Regions from separate parts of the Mus musculus genome. Here region 2 is linked to region 1. The links are chromatin contacts, found by Hi-C or POLR2A ChIA-PET in ENCODE. All regions are on one chromosome and are shown on one strand. The core of a region is the stretch at or near the end of the contact, and the rest is flanking DNA. Distances in the headings are between cores, read along the strand shown.

Region 1 (3,989 bases), core at 591-3,090:
CAGGGACCCCACAGCAGAGGCAAGAAAGATTTCTCAGCAATGAAGGGTACTAGGGGCTGTTTCAGGGGACCCAGGCTCAATTCCTAACAGCCATCTGTAATTCATCTCAGTGACCCAACGCCCCCTACTGGCCTCCACAGACACTGCACGCATGTGGTACAGATAAATATGCAGACAAAACATCCAACACATAATAAATAAAACCCCATACCAGGCAAAGCTATCTACCGAATTTAGAGAACAACTGATAAAACTTTCAGAGAAATAAGGCCTGGGAGAGAGAGCTACACAAGCTAAAGCAAAGCCAGGCATGGGCCATGGGCACCAGGCAGTGCATTTGGCCTGACAGTCACCAGCTGCTGTCCTGACCCTCATCTCACTGTGTGCTGCTACCTGTGTCTTTGCACAGGCGTGACACATAAAGGTATAAACAGAGGGAGCAGTCTCTTGACAACGTAATATTTTCATTCAACAGGCAGCTCCTCACTAAGCCTTCTGCAGGGGGCTTTCACACTGTTGTGCCTTCTACGACTGCCGAGATCTGATGTGAAACATGAGCAAGTCTAGCCATGTGAGGAGACCTTAGAAATACCAACGTCAGAGGAAACCTTCCAGCCAGAGCCCTAAAGTCAGCACCACTTCAAAACTGGAGCTGTGGTCTGTGAACAGGGCCCGGGTGTCCTAAGATGGGAATGTGCAAGCAAGAGAGGAACAAGAAAAGAAAAATATGGGCTAGAGAGATGGCTCAGCGGTTAAGAGTTCTCTCGGATCTTCCAGAGGTCCTGAATTCAATTCCAAGCAACCACATGGTGGCTCACAACCATCTGTAATGGGATCCAATTCCCTCTTCTGGTGTGTCTGAAGACAGCTACAGTGTGCTCATTCATAAGATAAATAAAATCTGAAGGAAAGAAAGAAAGAGAGAAAGAGAGAGAAAAGGAAAATATGGAAAGGCCAAGTGTCACCTGCAAAATCCCTGCAGCACCCACTCAGAGGTGAAGCAGAGCTCTGGAAAGCAGAGGGGGAGGGGTGAACTGCACATTGCCTGAAGTTTCTCATTATTGCTTTTTGAAAAGGGGACATGGGCTCAAGTTTAGTTATATAAGAAGTAAACTGAGAAATAAGACAAGCACATCCTGAAGGCAACGCTGCCCACTACACTACCTGAGACAACGGCAGCACGGACACGGGGATCACCTGTAAAGTAGAAGGCAGCGATCAGTTCAGCATGTCTCAATTTAGCAAAGTCTGTGACAAGTCAAGTGTGGATTTCTGTCTCTCAGGCTCAATTTCAGAGAAAGATAGGCCTGTGTAGAGCTGGCATACGCAGGGAGATCAGGCTGGCTGAAGTAGAAGTTAACATATGGCTTCCCAGTCCAACTACACAATTAAACCCATGCCAGAAACAGAGGATTGATGCCCTCACAGCCTCTGCACGTCCTCACCAGACCCTCCATCTGCCTGAGTGCAGAGCGCCGTTGACACACTACAAACAGCAGAATGATCTATGCAGACCATCAGCTCGAAGCCTCGACCTGACTGAGAACAGCCTCAGATGCTCCAAACCACACAAATGCTCATGCAAAGGATGAAGATAGCACTGCATCTGCTCCTAGACTATGGGGTGCAGGCCACGGCTCTGAGAAACACTACAAACTTTAAACCTCTACTCACGATATGCAAATAGCCCGGAATAGAATTCACTCTAAGAACACTCTAAGTTCAGCTGCCCTTGAACTACTGTTATAAGGCACAAAAAAGGACAAATGCCAAGAACAGGCCCACCTTGCCAAGGATAACAGGCACCCCAAGTTGTGTGGCCCATGGAAGCCCTGGCATGCACACTGCCCTGGGACACTAAGGAGAGATGAGCTAAAGCACCGGCGGCTGTCGTGGGACCAGGAGTCCCTCCACAGTCCGTCCTGCCACCATCTCCAGCTGCCGTCCCTCGTCAGCTTTCAGCACCTGTTCACAGGGCAGTGGGCAGGGCTGGGGAAAGATATAGAATCCAGCCACTATGCTCCCATGCCTGCTTGGTATTTTATGAATCCATATAAATAATGTGTGGCTCACTCTGAATGTCTGAACTCTGGTAACATCTTGTCAGTAAATATCCAACATGTCTGAGATCATTTATTTTAATAAAGTTTCATGACTCACCAGCTACCAAAGCCTTGATTTAATTCAAAGTTCAGAACATAATTCCCATTTTCTCAGGATAAATTTTTTTTCTAAATAAACACTAGATCAAAGTAACACCACAATGATGGCATACATTTTCTAAAACTACAGAGAAGTGACAGGCCAAATGCTGCTGTCAGCTGCCTCTAGTAAGAACAGATCACTGCGAACTGAGGGGCTGCTAGGAAGGAAGGTTTCCACCACCACAGACAGCACACTCCCAGCCTCCTCCCTCCACCCACCCACCGTAGCACACAGGCACCAGAAGAGCAGCCTCTCCCCTGCGTGCTGGAAAGCCTGCCCAGGTTCTTTGGCTTGGTTATTCACAGCTTGCCCTACAGCTAGCCATTTCCTTACTCTTTTACTTTTAGTTCCCCTGAGTTCTAACCTTAAAATTTCAAAAAGAAAATTCACATGTCACAGCCCTCCTGAGAAACTCCCAGATGAGTAGTTCTCTGTAGCTCTCGATTAAGTCCCACAAAGGGAAAGTAAACTTCACCACAGCACAGCCAGGATACTGACCAATTCCCTTCACGACTGAGAAAGACTGCAGCACCCAGGTCACACAACTATGGCTCTGAAGATAGGACACACCTAAAGGACCTGGCCACCAGGCACTACCCAGTTCCATCTCACATACCATCACCAGCTGGAGCCAAACCTATGCAAAGCAGCAAAAAAGTTGGGAGGCACCCCTGCTTCTCTCTGGCAACACGATGCCGACCTCTGCTTGCTCAGGGCCAACAATCTGGAAAGGCCCCAGACACTCACAACCGACCTTTGCTTGCTCAGCTTCACAACATCCTTCTGCCAAGGAACTCAGCACCTGTTACAACAGGATCCAAGTTACTTTAAGTTCCACACCACCAGGAACATCAGGCCAAGGCCACCACCAGCTTAACAGAGGAACACTGCAACCGGATTCATAGGTGTCTGCTATAAGAGCCTACCCAGAGCCTACTGGTACCCAGCAGACAGAGGCAGAACACTGGATATACACTGCAGGTACCATCATGCATTCAAAGTCCTGATTCATTTTCTAAATTTAAAAAGAGACACAGACTTAAACTACCCATCTTCTGTTGTCCACTGTAAATATATAAGATCAGATACACATGACCAGAGCCAAGCATACACCTGGAGCAAACAGGTGAGGACACAGGAGCTAAATTCTCAGTGACAGGAACAACCTGGTTACACTGAGAACCTCTCATCAATCGTGTTCAGCAATGGCAGCATGGCAGCCTGTTTCACAGAAAACTACATGGGTAATTCAAGAGCCAACCATCGAAGCCCACAGCCCTGGGAATCAGCCGTGCTCTCCCCTAGATGTGCTCCATTTGCCGTCCACGGGCCCTGCGTCAGCCATCCTCTGCCTGGCACAGAAAGCTCCTTATCTCTTGGGACAGGCTCGAAATCAGCCAAGTCTGCCCCAGTAAGGGATCTGCACAGTCGTCTCAGAAGCCATCTCCTAATTCCTAAAGTTCAGAAACTGCTGGTCTAGCCTTGAAGAGCACCATTAGATCCTTCAGAGCCTTCCCTGCTGCTGTCTGCTACTAGGCACAGGACCACTTCCAGATCTCTTAGAAACTGCCTGTGTATGCTCTGTTCTGAGGATGCTACTCACAGAGAAGATCAAGAAAAAAAAAAAAACATCTCAGTGCACAGCTGAGTGTGCAGAAGAAGCAAAGCGTGTGCAGCAGGCACTCTGTCCACCCGTGGAGGCAGTGTCACACGCAGCTTTGTATGCCCCATGCTCTTCACACAGTTAAGTGTTTATTCACAACTGGACAATAATGAGAAATAGA
Region 2 (3,989 bases), core at 655-3,154, 38 kb before region 1:
ACTGTAGATGTACACATAGTTGTGAGCCATCATGTGGTTTCTGGGAATTGAGTTCAGGACCTCTGCATGCTCCAGCCCCACTCGCTCCAACCCTGCTTGCTCTGGCCCAAAGATTTATTATATGTAAGTACACTGTAGCTGTTTTCAGACACACCAGAAGAGGGTGTCAGATATCATTACATACGGGTGGCAGTGAGCCACCATGTGGTTGCTAGGATTCGAACTCAGGACCTACGGAAGAGCAATCAGTGCTCTTAACCACTGAGCCATCTCTCCAGCCCCTATATGTTTTTCTTATCTTAGATCTTCAGCATAAACCCTCTGAGTTGCACACTTAACGTCATGCAGAAGGCATGTGCCTAAGTACCCCTAGCCTGGGATACTGAAGCTGTCTGCTGACCTGGCCCATGGTCCCATAGGCACAGCTGGTGCTGCCCATCAGCAACAGCAGAACTGCTCGCTCTCTCACTCTCGCTCTCTCACTCTCTCTCTCTCTCTCTCCTTTACCAACTATCATCTACACACACACACACACACACACACCTACACACACACACACACCTACACACACACACACACACACACACACACACACACACACACACACACCTTGATGCACTGCCCCCAGCCTTTCCTTCCAAAGAACCACTGTCACCCTTGACAGCGCTCCAGGAAGGCTCTAAGACTCTCCACCTGTGCGGGCTCCTGTGCCTGGTCCTAATCTGAAATGCAGTCACCCATAAAGAGAAAAGAAGCTAGCTGAGCCCACTTGACACTCCCACTCAGATAAGAATCAAATAAGATGTGCTGCCAAGAGCCATCACAGGCACTGGCAATGTGGGCTTCTGGTTCCATGTTGTGCGAAGAGTTTCATGGGTGCCCTGAGTCTAGAAGTGCCGTCGGAGTCAGCCCATGCACTTGGATCAGGTGCAGCCTCCGTGTGTGGCCACCACAGTAAAAACGCAAGAACAGGGGTAGTACACAGAGCTCGAGGCTCCATGAACCCTTGCAGTTCTCAGTGCCTTGTGTTAGCAGACATGTAAACACTCGCTAATTGACTTATTAGTTGAGCACTGCCTACTGCATGGAGTGTAAATCAGAGTGCCTTTCAAGGATTCCGCCATTAATTAGTTGTGTAACCTTGAATGGCTAATTTTTGATTGAGAAAATACATAATAGCAAAAGGGTAACTTTGAAATTAGGGATGGCTCTTGATGACTGTATCTTATTAATCATAATGTCATCCCTCCATTTTATAATTAGTGGCAAACACACTGTGGGGCCTGTCTCCTGACTGAGCTTCAGAGCAAAGCCTGGCCACAAGGCTCTGTAGAGCTGAGCAGATCCACTCCAGGGTCTGACTAATGGTGGGACCCTCAGCCCTGGAATGGGATAGATCTTAGGACAAAAGCTACCATCCATAGCTGGCCTTGTCCTCCCCAAAAGCCTCATATCCCACGTGCCTACAGAATGATGAAAACCTGGAGCTGCAATACTTTACAGCCTGGCACAGGGGAGGGAGAGTGGCTGGAATACCTGACCTAAAATACAGCCTCAGGATTTATGTCTACTAGAAAGGAATGAGGGGGAACCACAGTGGTTATGCTATCCTCTCTCAAAGGAGAACAGGGACACTACCTTAAGATACCAGCACAACAGGACAGAGAATGCAGTATTCTAAACCAAGAGCCCAGAAAGCAGAGGCTCCAACTGCTTTTAGCACTATGCCACTGCCCAAAGAGCCATGGTCACAGCTAATCCCACTGCCTGCCTGGAGCGCCAAGTTCAGCCAGCCCAAGGTCACTACTCTGCTCTGCAGCCATGCCCATCTGACATTCACCATAGTGTTCTCCAAGGCCCAGGCCACTCCAGGTGACCTCTTACTGGCTCTGATCTGGAGCTCCAGTCTCACCTCCCCTGCTAGTAGCAGGCTCTGTGCATGTGTTCTGCAGTCAAAGCCAGGCCAAGAGCAGATGCACCCACTGTCTTAGTTCATCGAAAGAGCTCTGGGCAGCAGGGCCAAGTGTGTCCCAAATCATTCTCTGGGGTACCAGAATCTCCATGCTTCTGACAGCCAAACCACTACCAGCTAGAACAGACACCCCATCCCACTTGCTCTGCTCAGCAGCTGGCTCTGCACACTGCTGTCAGGCAGGCAGTCCCCAACAAGCACTAGGGCACCCCATTCTGTGAACTGTGTTTAGTATTACCACTGTAGCATTTAATGTCAGCCATAAAACCAAACAGCCTCTCCCTGCTTTTCTGACAAGAGACAAGAGTCGTTTCCAGAAAGCAAAACAGCATTTTGAAGGCAGAGGAATGAGGATAAAGGTGGCTAAAAGCAAGGGCTCCCCCAGAGTTCACAATTCCTGGGAACCAGCCAACAATGCTTTTACTCCATGACACTCACAGCTCATGTCCCACCACCTGGAACAGGTGACAGGGCCTGTGCCTTCTCACTCTCTCCTCAGAGGCACTGACTGGCATGATCTCCAGGCAGCCTTGGGATGTTCTCTGGCTCATGCTCAGGTGGTGCAAACACAAGAAACGGCACACAGGGGTCCTGGTATTCTTTAGGCCCCTGAACCATGTCTTTGAGATCTGAGCAGCCTCATCTCAGCACAGGTAGCTCTGTCTCCCCTTCCCACAGGCCACAGTCACACTCACAGCTTCCAGCACAGCTCTGGGCTACGCTTCAACAACTCTCTGACACACTAAAGGTCTAATTTGTCAGAACACCATGAATTCTACCATCTGACATCTGCTAGACGTCAACTCTGAGCACACGGCCATCCCAGAGGCCAGCATGATCAAATGAGGCACGTTTGCTGTATCTATCCCTCCTTCGGCCACACAGGTGGGCACAAGTGGACCTTGGCTCCCTGCTGTGTTGAGAGGAAAGGGGGGTTACTGTAGAAGGGAGAGTACCAGTTGATCTATGATATAAATATGTCCCACAAATTCCTATCTTGGAATATAAACTCCAAGCATGACAGTGCCAGGATGGGGAACAGGAAGAGACTAAGTAGCAGGTGCCTAAAACGGGGAAGAGAGACTTTATTAAAAGGGCTGCAAGTTAGGTGGTGGTGGCACTAAGGAGGCAGAGCAGGCAGATCTCTCTGAGTTCAAGACCAGCCTGGTCTACAGAGCAAGTTCCAGGACAGACAGAACTACACCAAGAAATGGGGGGGAGGGGTATTAATTAAAGGGTGGGGGAGTTGGAGCTGGAAACAACTAGCTAGCCCCTTTGCCCTGTCCTACCAGGTGAGGATGTTCAAGGCAACAGCCTGGAAGCAGAAACGAGACACACCATCTGCTACATGTGGACCTTGAGTTTTACAATCTACAGAACTAGGAACTGTAAATTTCCGTTGTTTACTAATTACCTAGTATTAATTATAGCATAACAAAGTAGAAGTTTTAGGGTGTTGAGACATGACAAAAAAAGCCCCTGTCCAGGTCTCTGCATGGAGCTGATCCCAGGGTCCCAGTCAGTGCCCCTGAGTCATAAGGAAGGTGGCACTATCAGCTCCTCTCAGGAAGACAGAGACTCAAAGCATCCCAGCAGGCAGAGTGAGCCTGGGGGAACGAAGCCGGGGTCTTAATGAAATCTTGGTTCTCTGACTGCTAAGACCTGGCATGTAACACTAGTCTGTAGCCTACTACATGGTCACATGCATGACAGTCACAGGATGGCAACTAGTCCTACGGGCGACTTGCTCGGATACTGCAAGCAGCCCTCCACCTCCCATCGCCTCACTAGCTGTCCTAGACAGGGTTTGTATTCCTGCACAAACATCATGACCAAGAAGCAAGTTGGGGAGGAAAGGGTTTATTCAGCTGACACTTCCACGTTGCTGTTCATCACCAAAGGAAGTCAGGACTGGAACTCAAGCAGGGCAGGAAGCAGGAGCTGACGCTTGTTTCCCCTGACTTGCTCAGCTTGCTTTACTTTCTTTTTTTTAAAGACTGTTGTGCTGGGCAGTGGT

What was found. A loop is a pair of places that touch in the nucleus more often than their neighbours do. ChIA-PET counts read pairs that join two places held with the same protein, here RNA polymerase II (POLR2A).
Region 2: a loop to region 1 is called in a map of gastrocnemius, with 3 times the contacts of the local background. The contact joins two enhancer-like sites. A Hi-C loop is called at or near these places in 1 of 37 maps with a recorded cell type or tissue (gastrocnemius). POLR2A ChIA-PET finds 5 or more read pairs at or near these places in 2 of 5 experiments (Patski and embryonic stem cell).

The regions. Positions count from the first base shown.
Region 1 is chr11:119,623,582-119,627,570 of GRCm38, reverse strand. All of the region lies in intron 1 of Rptor (regulatory associated protein of MTOR, complex 1), which reads right to left. Among named protein-coding and RNA genes, the nearest start is that of Rptor, 23 kb to the right of the region's middle. Within about 2 kb of position 1,840, at least 1 of the 3 ENCODE cell types and tissues checked has a DNase peak (open chromatin) inside an H3K27ac peak, as active enhancers do.
Region 2 is chr11:119,661,931-119,665,919 of GRCm38, reverse strand. The region is part of intron 2 of Rptor (regulatory associated protein of MTOR, complex 1); the gene reads right to left. Among named protein-coding and RNA genes, the nearest start is that of Rptor, 61 kb to the right of the region's middle. Within about 2 kb of position 1,904, at least 1 of the 3 ENCODE cell types and tissues checked has a DNase peak (open chromatin) inside an H3K27ac peak, as active enhancers do.